2 separate regions of the Homo sapiens genome follow, and region 1 is linked to region 2. Evidence: read pairs that join two places in POLR2A ChIA-PET (ENCODE). Cell type or tissue: MCF 10A. All regions are shown on one strand. Links, peaks and the distances in the headings refer to the core of each region. The heading gives the core; the rest is flanking DNA. Region 1 has its middle 32 kb from the start of LYRM9. Region 2 overlaps LOC105371709 (a long non-coding RNA gene).

Region 1 (5,381 bases), core at 119-5,118, 170 kb before region 2:
GGGAGAGAAGAAGGAGTGACTATCATAGCTGTCTATCCTGAAACACAAGCTACATGATGATTGTCCACTCTGCCATGAGCCTGCCACACCAACCACATGACAGCTGTCCACTATGCCATGAGCCTAGCTTGCCTAGCTTAGCTACAAGACAACTGTCCATGCTGCTGTGAGCATGCCACACCAGTCACATGACAACTGTCCGGTTTGCCTCGAGTCTGCCACATGCAATCATTTGACCCACATTTACCTTCCAGGTGGGCTCTTCTGGGAAGAGGGGTCCTGAAAGCACACATACATATTTGCCAACAACATTTCCCAAACAATGTCAAATCACGAAGTTAGCACTCTGAGGCACACTCATGTTATGTTGGTTTGCAGCACAGCTAGCTTCTCTAGCATCCAATCACCCTGCTACAGTTATATGTTACCGCTTGAAAGATGCACTCGCATATAAGATTTCGTTTTATCCTCATAACAACTCCATAAAGCCCATCTTATAGATGAGAAAACAGACTCAGGCAGAGTGGGTGGTTTGTGCCAGTTCACATGGCTAAAAGGCAGCAGAACTAGCACTAGAGTCCAACCTCTTCAGCCCTTGGCCAGGGCACTTTTCATGATACCATCCATGCTCATCCCCAACTCTGCCCCCACGAGGTGCACACAGAGTGGGCATTCCCTGTATTACCAATTGACAGGTGACCAGCTGGTCAATGTTGGTGCCAGTTAGAATTCCGACTTCTGACCATAACACAGAAATACTCCTACTCATTCACATATTGGTCTCGCATTAGTATTCTATTGTCCATATACCCTATACGAGAGCATCAGATTCACCTCAATTATTTCCTGCAGTTCACACCAAAAGCAGGAGATGGACCAGCCCAGCACACCAGGCTCCGGGTGCCATGCACCTTCTGCTATCTAAGCTGAGCCAAGAAACCCCAAACTGTCCATCTCTAGTCACTCGGCTGTCTTGGATGATTCCTGACCTGCCCTCCTTCAGGCTAATCTCAGCCAGACCCCAAGAACTTGACTCCAAGTTTTTGCTAAAACAAGCTTGCCTCTGTTCTCTGGTCTCTCCAGCATCTGACTCTTGGCTTTTCCAGATAGACTTTGGCTTGGTCTTGCTTCCTGGTACCAGAAAACAGGGTGCAATGGGTCTCTACATAAATTAATTAATGTTTTCAAGGTGCTTGGAACAGTGGCTGGCACATAGTAAACACAATATAAGTGTTTGCTATTGTTATACCTGCTTAGAATACTACATCCCAAACACTTAATCCAGGCTTCCCAATCCCTTGGTATAAAGTCCCAAACCATTGCACAGCTCTGGCTGAGCTCTCTGAGGTCATCGTCCATGACTCTCCTCCTTGTGCTCTGAAATACCTCGACTTCCTTTAGGTCCATGAAGATGCTACACCCTTTCCACCATAGAGCTTTGCCTTGCTGTTTTCTCCATTAAAATACTCTTCATTTCCTGACCCCATCCCGCTTCCATCCCCCTGCCCAAAAACACTCATCGTTCAATTCTTAGCTGGAATCTTACTTCCCCTGGGAGATCTTCCCTGTGTCCATTCACCGCTCCACCCATCAAGATTAGGTTGGATCTCCATGTTACACTTTCCTATAGCATCCCTTAGTGATTATTCTAAATGGGCATATAGTTGCTTCTTTCATGTTTGTCTTCCCCCTGGACTGTAAGCCTCATGAGAACAGGAACCGTATTTAAAGATGCATTACTGTCTCCTCAGTGCCTGCCACAATGTTTAGAATGACTAGGGGCTCAAAAACATATTGAATTGTATTGAACTGAATCAAGATGGAATGAAAAATGATAGTGGCATTGATGCCAATGAAAATAATGAACTTAAAGCTTACTGCGCTATTATTTATTTGCTAGATTTGTCATGACCTGCTGAAAACCAGAACCTTGAATCCAATCAGTAATTAAAGGGTGAAGAATGGAGGAAACAAATTATAAAATCAATACTTCTTTGGGCAACAGCATCTTTAACTATTGCTACCATTTCATTCATTAAAGCTGAAAGGGAGAGATGAGGGTCCCGGTTATCAGGGATCAAATGACAACCAGCAAGTTACTCATCCCTGATTGGTCAATCCAGAAGGCGCTGAACTTTGCCTTGTACACAAAGACATTGCCTGGCATTATCAGTGCTGCCATTTGAGGAGTGTTGAGATTATCTTCACCAACCCAAACAAATGTGAAACAATGCACAAGGAAAGTAAAGGGAACAACAGCTCACCCGCCTTTTCACAGTGATGGTTTCTGTCTTCCAGAGCCCAAGGTTCAACTCACTTCCAGTCAACAGGGACCCACCAAGTCCCTCTCTCTGCCTACAACTGTTCATTGAGTAACTTCTAATTTGGATGATGAGCACTTGAGGGCTCACTCCACAACATCCATCAGTCCTGATTGTTCCTAGTAGTTTTTCCCACTGACAGCAGCATCATCTACTCTCTATGAGGTGCCCTCTGGGGTCTGACTCAGGCTGGATGACACAGCTGGGTGATTGATTATTTTGATGCAGACACACAACTTTCTGCAACTGTATTTCTGCCTTCTGCTTCCCAGAGCCAGAACCTTTCCCCTCAACTTTTTCTTTTTACTTCATCCACAGTGGTTGTGTAAGGGGTTTTAGCCACCCATAATTCTATCAGGCCACTCCAAAGCAACCTCATATAAATATGCAGTCCATAAAAAGCAATAAGAGGCCAGGCACAGTGGCTCACGCTGTAATCCTAGCACTTTGGGAGACCAAGGCTAGCAGATCACTTGAGGCCAGGAGTTCAAGACCAGCCTGGCCAACATGGCAAAACCCCATCTCTACTAAAAAAAACAAAAATTAGCTGGGTGTGGTGGGACACCTCTGTAGTCCCTGCTACTCAGGAGGCTGAGGCAGGAGAATCACTTGAACCCTCAAGGCGGAGGTTGCAGTGAACCAAGATCAGGCCACTGCACTCCAGCTTGGGCAACAGAGTAAGACTCTGTCTCAAAAAAATAAAAATAAAAAGCAATATGAGTGCTGCCCAAATGAACTTGCTGCTCCCCTTTCAACCTGACTGCTACTCCAAGTCCCTTCTATCAGGAGTCATATGTCAGCAGGCAAGTGACTCATCTCTGATTTGCCAATGCAGAGGGTGCTGAACTCTCTGCCCTGGGTACAAGGTATTACCTCGCACTATCAGTGATGTCATTTCGGAACTGCTGAGAATGAACAGCCACCACCGCCCATAGTAGCCACCACCTGGCCAAAGAACCTGATTCATATGCAGCAAATTGACAGAGTGTTGGAATCACACAGACCCAGTGTCAATCCCAGCTGTACCACCTTATGTCCGTAAGAAACTGGGCCAGTCCTTCATTTCTCTGAGCCCCAGTGTCCTCATCAGAAAATGAAAACGACAGCACCTCTTCATGTGGTTGCTGCCAGAATTTGAGATAATATACACCAAGTACCCACCCAGCACCTGGCTCCATGTTAAGAGTAATATCCACTAAACATATGTAGAAAAAGTGAGCATTAGATGAAACAAGTGCAAGGAATTTTGCACCAAGAGATGACAGAATTCTTAGGGAGAAATCCATGTGACCTGCAGATAGAGTTCAAGAAAGGCTTTGTAAGGGGTCAGCATTTGAGCAGAGCCTTGAAACAGGGGCGAGGCATTTGGCAGATGGACTGGGGGAGGAGGGCACGCCAGGCAGGGGAACAGCACAAGCAGATGCTAGGAATGGAGCCCAAAGCAGCCGTACCTATTTGGGCAGGTAACACAATGCAGCTGAAGCACAGTGGGCAGTGGGTGGGAGCCTCAGGACAGGAGGCTGGGGCCAAGAAGGAAATGGGTTGGAAGGGCCCTGCAGAGTCACTGCTAAGTTGTAGGGATGTACAATATAGCCAGAGTCTTGTCAGCAAGGGTCATGTCAGGATAAATCAACTACAACAGCAATTAGATAATGGAAAAACGAATATCATATTTTCAAACTCCACCATTTAAGGCTCTCTGGGCTGTTGGAGACCGTTACATCATCTGAGAGGTGGTTTCTTAATCAGAGAAGGAGGCAGCCCTGGAGGGAAATAATGCTGAGGCTGAGTTAGGCGAGCTGAGTCCTCTGGAGGCATGTTATACAGATGCGCCAAGGACACTGTGAAGTCCAGGTCTCATCAAGTCCTAGAGGCTTGGCTGCCAAGTCAGCCCCCAAAGTAAAGTCACAAGTCCTAAAAAAAACAACCTTGGAGATTCTCTCTATTCAACCCTTACTGTGTTCTTACCACACGTAAGACCTTGCTTTTGGCCTGAGAGGCACAAAGATGAACAGAGCATGGTCAGCCTCTGTCCCACAGGAACTTACAGTGCAGCCTCAGTGCCTGGCCCAGACTGGCACCCACAGTGACTGCCCGAAGACTGGCAAAGACCAGCACAGGCTGGGCAGGAGAGGCTGGGTGAGGCTCTCAAAAACCAGAAGCAGGGTGACTACACTCCAGGAGGGGGGCCATGGGCCCAAGTGCCTCCTCTCCACTGTCCTGATGCCTAGGGGCCTTTCCTCTGTTATTATACAGAGCCACGCTTCACTTTTACCCATGCTGGCGGCTGTCTATAACAATATATAAATACTGAGCTGTTTTTCATTAAAGAAAATTGGGGCAGGCGCGGTGGCTCATACTTGTAATCCCAGCACCTTGGGAGGCCAAGGCAGGCAGATCGCTTGAGCCCAGGAGTTTAAGACCAGCCTGGGAAATATAGTGAAACTCTGTCTCTACAAAAGAATTTAAAAATTAACCAAGGCTTGTGGTGCACACCTGTAATCCTAACTACTCAGGAGGCTGAGGTAGGAGGATCACTTGAGCCTAGGAAGTGGAGGTTGCAGTGAGCTATGATGGCACCACCTCACTCCAGCCTAGGTGACAGAGCAAGACTCTGTCTCAAAAAAAGAAAAAAAGAATGAAAAAGAAAAGAAAATTGAACAAATCCAGAAAAATAGAAGGAAAAATTACCCAGAATTTTAGCACCACTGTTTTGATGGCTCTCTCTTTAGTTTCTCTCTCTCTGCATAAGCAAGTTTGTTTTGATGTTTTATTTGTAAATAATCACACTGTATATTCAATTCAATTTTGTGTACTACCTTTTCTCAGGAGCATCTTGTCATAGACAGTTTTCTTTTTATTAAAAATTATTTTGAAATTATCAGTCTTACGAGCCTCATGACATTTTATCACACAGTTATATCGGAGTTCACGGGTCCTGTACGTTTGCTGCACTGAGAGCTGTGTAGTGTCCCATGGCGGGCACAGGTTTTGTGGTTAGGCAGACGCCCGTCCTCTCCAAATCCTATTCTGACACTTAGCTGTGTAGCTTTTAACAAG
Region 2 (5,381 bases), core at 57-5,056:
CAGCCTAGGCAACAGAGTGTGACTCTGTCTCAAAAAAAAAAAGAAAGAAAGAAAGAAATTAACCATGATAGAAGTTTTTATGCCATGGATATAAATCAGGGCTTTCTTTTCTTTCTAAACAGCCAATTCTTAAAATATTTACCAGCATACCACTGAAACCAGGCATCAGTAGTTTTTGAATATCCTCAGGTGATTCCAATGTGAAGCACAGTCTGGAAACCACCACTGTCTTAGTCTTTTCCAAATAATGCTCATTGTAGTCTTGGATAATTTGGTTTCACCTGCTAACCCTAGCAATCAATATTTAAGGCTGTGGCTCTCTAATCTGGGACCACTGTCTCTGCGGACTTTCAGCGAGGACAACCTTTATTCTGCCATGGAGGCTGAGCTCTGTAACGTGGTATATTGGGGTGGATAGGTGGTAATTTTGTGTATGGTTCATTGCTGCCCTTTTGATGAAAAGTATCTTGTTGTATTTGGATTCTAAGCTGAAAATAGATCCACAGAATATTGTCTGTATAACATTATGAAACATTCCTCATTTTACTGCTGTGTCCAATGCATGTGAGTTATACTTTCATTTACTAAGGCTTAAGAAGCCAAAGTAATAAAGGGCACCTACAAATGTTAAGCATAACAATTTTGTAATCTATTTTAAAATTTTCTTTTTTAATAACTTTAAGATAAAATGTTCACCACTCATCTAGGAAGAAGGAAGTTTGGGACATCGTCTGACTCACATGGCCAAGGACATGGGTCAGGGCTGAGGTTTGGTCCTGGGGTTTGGAGCTGGGATAAATAACCCATCCAGGGACTGAAAAATGGAGAGGGGTAAGATGAGGCCAACATCCTGAGATACATGCAAAGGGAATTCTCCTGGGGCTCAGAGCCTGTGTTGTTAGGATGGGAAGAGGCCCAGTTGTAGGGGAAGAAGGACCAGGTGGTACGTGAACTTAGATTTGTCTGGCCTCACCCAGTCCCCAGCTTGTTGCCATGTCCTGTCTCTATCTTAGTTGCTATTGGCTCCCTGACTGATTCTTCCACTGTCTTGTCTGGCTTCTCTTGTTATACCTTCCAGTAGCTGATCCTGAACATGCACGTTGTCCTTCAGCAATACCAAATGCCTATGAGGTTTGTAGCCTTGCTCCCACTCTCTCTTATCGAGCCTCCACCTTTGCTTTGGCATTGATGACTTTATCCCCTGTCACGAAACTGATGGAGGGACTGTAGGGGCTCAGAAAAATGGATGAAGGAAGATGGGAGAAGCATTTTACAATTTACTAAGATTAAAGTATCACATCTCATCTCCCCAACCAACTCCCCAAACAGAAGAGCACTGGAAATAGAGATACCAGGAAAATAATGACAAGTAAGCAACACACAGAAGTGAGGAAAGAGGCCAGGTATTGTGGCTCATGGTTGTCATCCCAAGACTTTGGAAGGCTGAGGCAGGAGGATTGCTTCAGCACAGAAGTTTGAGAACAGCCTGGGCTGTTTCTCTAAAAAGAAAAAAAAAGTGAGGAAGGGAACTACCTATCCCAAGTGGCCACTCTGTGTCAGGCATTGTGCTAGATATTTCATATAGTAATATATGACCTTAGTTAATTTTCTCAATATTACCTTCTACTGCAAAATAGGTGTTATTATACCCATTGAACAGATGAGGAAGCATGCTCAAGTGTCTAGTGCCCAAGGTCAGACAGCTAGAAAGTTTTTCACGGCATCACATAAATAAGATTATATAAATAAGAGTGTATGTTTCAAATAAATATTGCAGACATTGAATGTCTAAATTCTTCAGGGGAGAGAGAGATCCAGAGGGACTTGTATCAGGAAAAATGCTTCATGAAAGTTCTGAGGCTACAGCCCAGTGCAGTGGCTCATGCCTGTAATCCTGGCACTTTAGGAGGCTGAGGCAGGCAGATTCTAATGAGCAACAAGGCAAAACCCCAGCTCTACAAAATACAAAAAAATTAGTCAGCTGTGGTGGCACATGCCTGTAGACCCAGCTACTCAGGAGGCTGAGGTGAGAGGATCACCTGAGCCCAGGGAGGTCGAGGTTCTCAAAAAAAAAAAAAAAGACAACAAAGAAGAAGATCTGAGGCTCCAAGAGCAAAGCCTTAAAAGTGAGTAGAACTTGGGTAGAAGAAGAGGTAGAAAGATAAGCCAGGCCCGAAGCATGGAGACAGAGAATGGACGTAGTGTGACCCAGAGGAATGTGTGTGCTAAAAGGTCGGAGGTGATCCTCTTGCCTTCTGCTAACAGTTTTGGGTAAGAAATGTTAAAAAAGTATCATGCACCCAGTGAGGGAGGCCCCTGGCTGCCAGGCTTGAAAGGGTAAGAATTCTCTGCCTGTCCTTCCTGGTACTCCATAGCATCACTTCTTTGCCCCTTCCCTCCAGCTGTGGGTTACAGTGGGAAGTGGGCCAGCCCCAGCTTTGTCACTCACGAGATGTGTGAGATTTGATAAGGTACCTTGACTTCCCGAGTCTGTTTCTTCATTTGCAAAATGGGACATATTGACGATTGATCACATGAGATAACAGGTGTTGAGCACCCAGCACTGTTGAATGTGAGTTGCTCCTTTTGTAGTCCTTTAATATTCCTGGGCCTGGCCCAAGTTCTGCAAAGTCTTTGCAGACAACTCATGGGGTGAGCCAGTTCTTGGAAGAAAGGGAAGATCACCTCCCACTTCCTGCACATTATATTCCTGCTTATGCATTCTGATGTCCTGCTTGCTTTTTTAGGCTCTAAGTGCTATCCTGCTGACTCACTTCCGACTTCTCGTTCTTCATGCTCAGCTCCTGAAAATGGAACAAAATGGAAAAGGCCGGAAATTGTACTGTCTGGTGATGTGTTTAAGGGGCCAGCCACTCCACGTGGATGGAATGCTGGGGACATGAACTGAGTGGTGCCCAAGATGATTTCTCCACTGGACACTTGGGACACTTTGCCTTCGATTGTAATACCTGTACTAATAATAACCATCCCACTTACTGCTAGCAAGCCCCAGGCTATGTGCTTTCCATGGATTGTCTCTTTGAATTATCACAACTGCATCTGTCAGGGAACCTCTCTATTTTACAGACAAGGAAATTTTTCACACTAAGATAGGTTAAGGAACTTGCCCAAGGTCACATAGCTGGTAAGGGACAGATTAAGGATTCAAACCCATGATCTAGATTTGGGCTGTCTAATATAGTAGCTACTAGCCACATGTGGCTAGTGAATTTTGTTTTCCTTTTTTTTTTTTTTTTTTTTTAGATAAGGTCTCACTCTGCTGCTCAGGCTAAAGTGCAGTGGCATGATCATGGCTCACTGCAGCCTCAACCTCCCTGGGTTCAGGTGATCCTTCCACTTCAGCCTCTTGAGTTGCAGGGACTACAGGCACATGCCACCATGCCTGGCTAATTTTTTTTTTTTTTTTTTGATAGAGATGAGGTTTCACTATGTTGCCCAGGCTGGTCTTGAACTTTGGGCTCAAGCGATCCTCCCACCTTGGCCTCCCAAATTGCTGGGATTACAGGTGTGAGCCATCACACCTGGCCTCTTTTAACTTTTTAGTGTGACTACTAGAACACAAAATTTCATATGTGGCTCTCACATTTCTCTAGGACAGCACTGATCTAAATCATGAACATTATTTTTTTTTATTATACTTTAAGTTTTAGGGTACATGTACACAATGTGCAGGTTAGTTACATATGTATACATGTGCCATGTTGGTGTGCTGCACCCAGTAACTCATCATTTAACATTAGGTATATCTCCAAATGCTATCCCTCCCCCCTCTCCCCACCCCACAACAGGCCCCTGTGTGTGATGTTCCCCTTCCTGCGTCCATGTGTTCTCATTGTTCAATTCCCACCTATGAGTGAGAACATGAGGTGTTTGGTTTTTTGTCCTTGTGATAGTTTGCTGAGAATGATGGTTTCCAGCTTCATCCATGTCCCTACAAAGGACATGAACTCATCATTTTTTACGGCTGCATAGTATTCCATGGTGTATATGTGCCACATTTTCTTAATCCAGTCTATCACTGTTGGACATCTGGGTTGGTTCCAAGTCTTTGCTATTGTGAATAGTGCCACAATAAACATATGTGTGCATGTGTCTTTATAGCAGCATGATTTATAATCCTTTGGGTATATACCGAGTAATAGGATTGCTGGGTCAAATGGTATTTCGAGTTCTAGATCCCTGAGGAATCGCCACACTGACTTCCACAATGGTTGAACTAGTTTACAGTCCCATCAACAGTGTAAAAGTGTTCCTATTTCCCCACAGCCTCTCCAGAACCTGTTGTTTCCTGACTTTTTAATGATCGCCATTCTAACTGGTGTGAGATGGTATCTCACTGTGGTTTTGATTTGCATTTCTCTGATGGCCAGTGATGATAAGCATTTTTTCATGTGTCTTTTGGCTACATAAATGTCTTCTTTTGAGAAGTGTCTGTTCATATCCTTTGCCCACTTTTTGATGGGGTTGTCTGTTTTTTTTCTTGTAAATTTGTTGGAGTTCATTGTAGAGTCTGGATATTAGCCTTTTGTCAGATGAGTAGATTGCAAAAATTTTCTCCCACTCTGTAGGTTACCTGTTCACGCTGATGGTAGTTTCTTTTGCTGTACAGAAGCTCTTTAGTTTATTTAGATCCCATTTGTCAATTTTGGCTTTTGTTGCCATTGCTTTTGGTGTTTTAGACATGAAGTCCAAAACCTCCTTAAGCTAATAGGCAACTTCAGCAAAGTCTCAGGATACAAAATCAGTGTGCAAAAATCACAAGCATTCTTATACACCAATAACAGACAAACAGAGAGCAAAATCATGAGTGAACTCCCATTCACAATTGCTTCAAAGAGAATAAAATACCTAGGAATCCAACTTACAAGCGACGTGAAGGACCTCTTCAAGGAGAACTACAAACCACTGCTCTATGAAATAAAAGAGGATACAAACAAATGGAAGAACATTCCATGCTCATGGGTAGGAAGAATCAATATCATGAAAATGGCCATACTGCCCAAGGTAATTTATAGATTCAATGCCACCCCCAACAAGCTACCAATGACTTTCTTCACAGAATTGGAAAAAACTATAAAGTTCATATGGAACCAAAAAAGAGCCTGCATTGCCAAGTCAATCCTAAGCCAAAAGAACAAAGCTGGAGGCATCACGCTACCTGACTTCAAACTATATTACAAGGCTACAGTAACCAAAACAGCATGGTATTGGTACCAAAACAGAGATATAGACCAGTGGAACAGAACAGAGCCCTCAGAAGTAATGCCGCATATCTACAACCATCTGATCTTTGACAAACCTGACAAAAACAAGCAATGGGGAAAGGATTCCCTATTTAATAAATGGTGCTGGGAAAACTG

Evidence for each region. Peaks named below come from ENCODE experiments on the same cell type or tissue, not always from the same donor. Only the 100,000 strongest peaks of a DNase experiment are listed, where the experiment ranks them.
Region 1: POLR2A ChIA-PET joins it to region 2 with 8 read pairs; 1 of 35 experiments calls an interaction of 5 or more read pairs at or near these places.

What each region holds. Positions count from the first base shown.
Region 1 is chr17:27,858,992-27,864,372 of GRCh38, forward strand. No RefSeq gene overlaps it. Among named protein-coding and RNA genes, the nearest start is that of LYRM9, 32 kb to the right of the region's middle. In MCF 10A, for the core only: no CTCF peak of the experiment used is centred there; a DNase peak (open chromatin) is centred at 3,160.
Region 2 is chr17:28,031,658-28,037,038 of GRCh38, forward strand. LOC105371709 (a long non-coding RNA gene) reads right to left here. Exons shown (of 3, transcript XR_934637.4): 3 at 2,483-2,804. Among named protein-coding and RNA genes, the nearest start is that of NLK, 8.3 kb to the right of the region's middle. RefSeq lists an enhancer at 1,958-3,157. In MCF 10A, for the core only: no CTCF peak of the experiment used is centred there; a DNase peak (open chromatin) is centred at 2,724.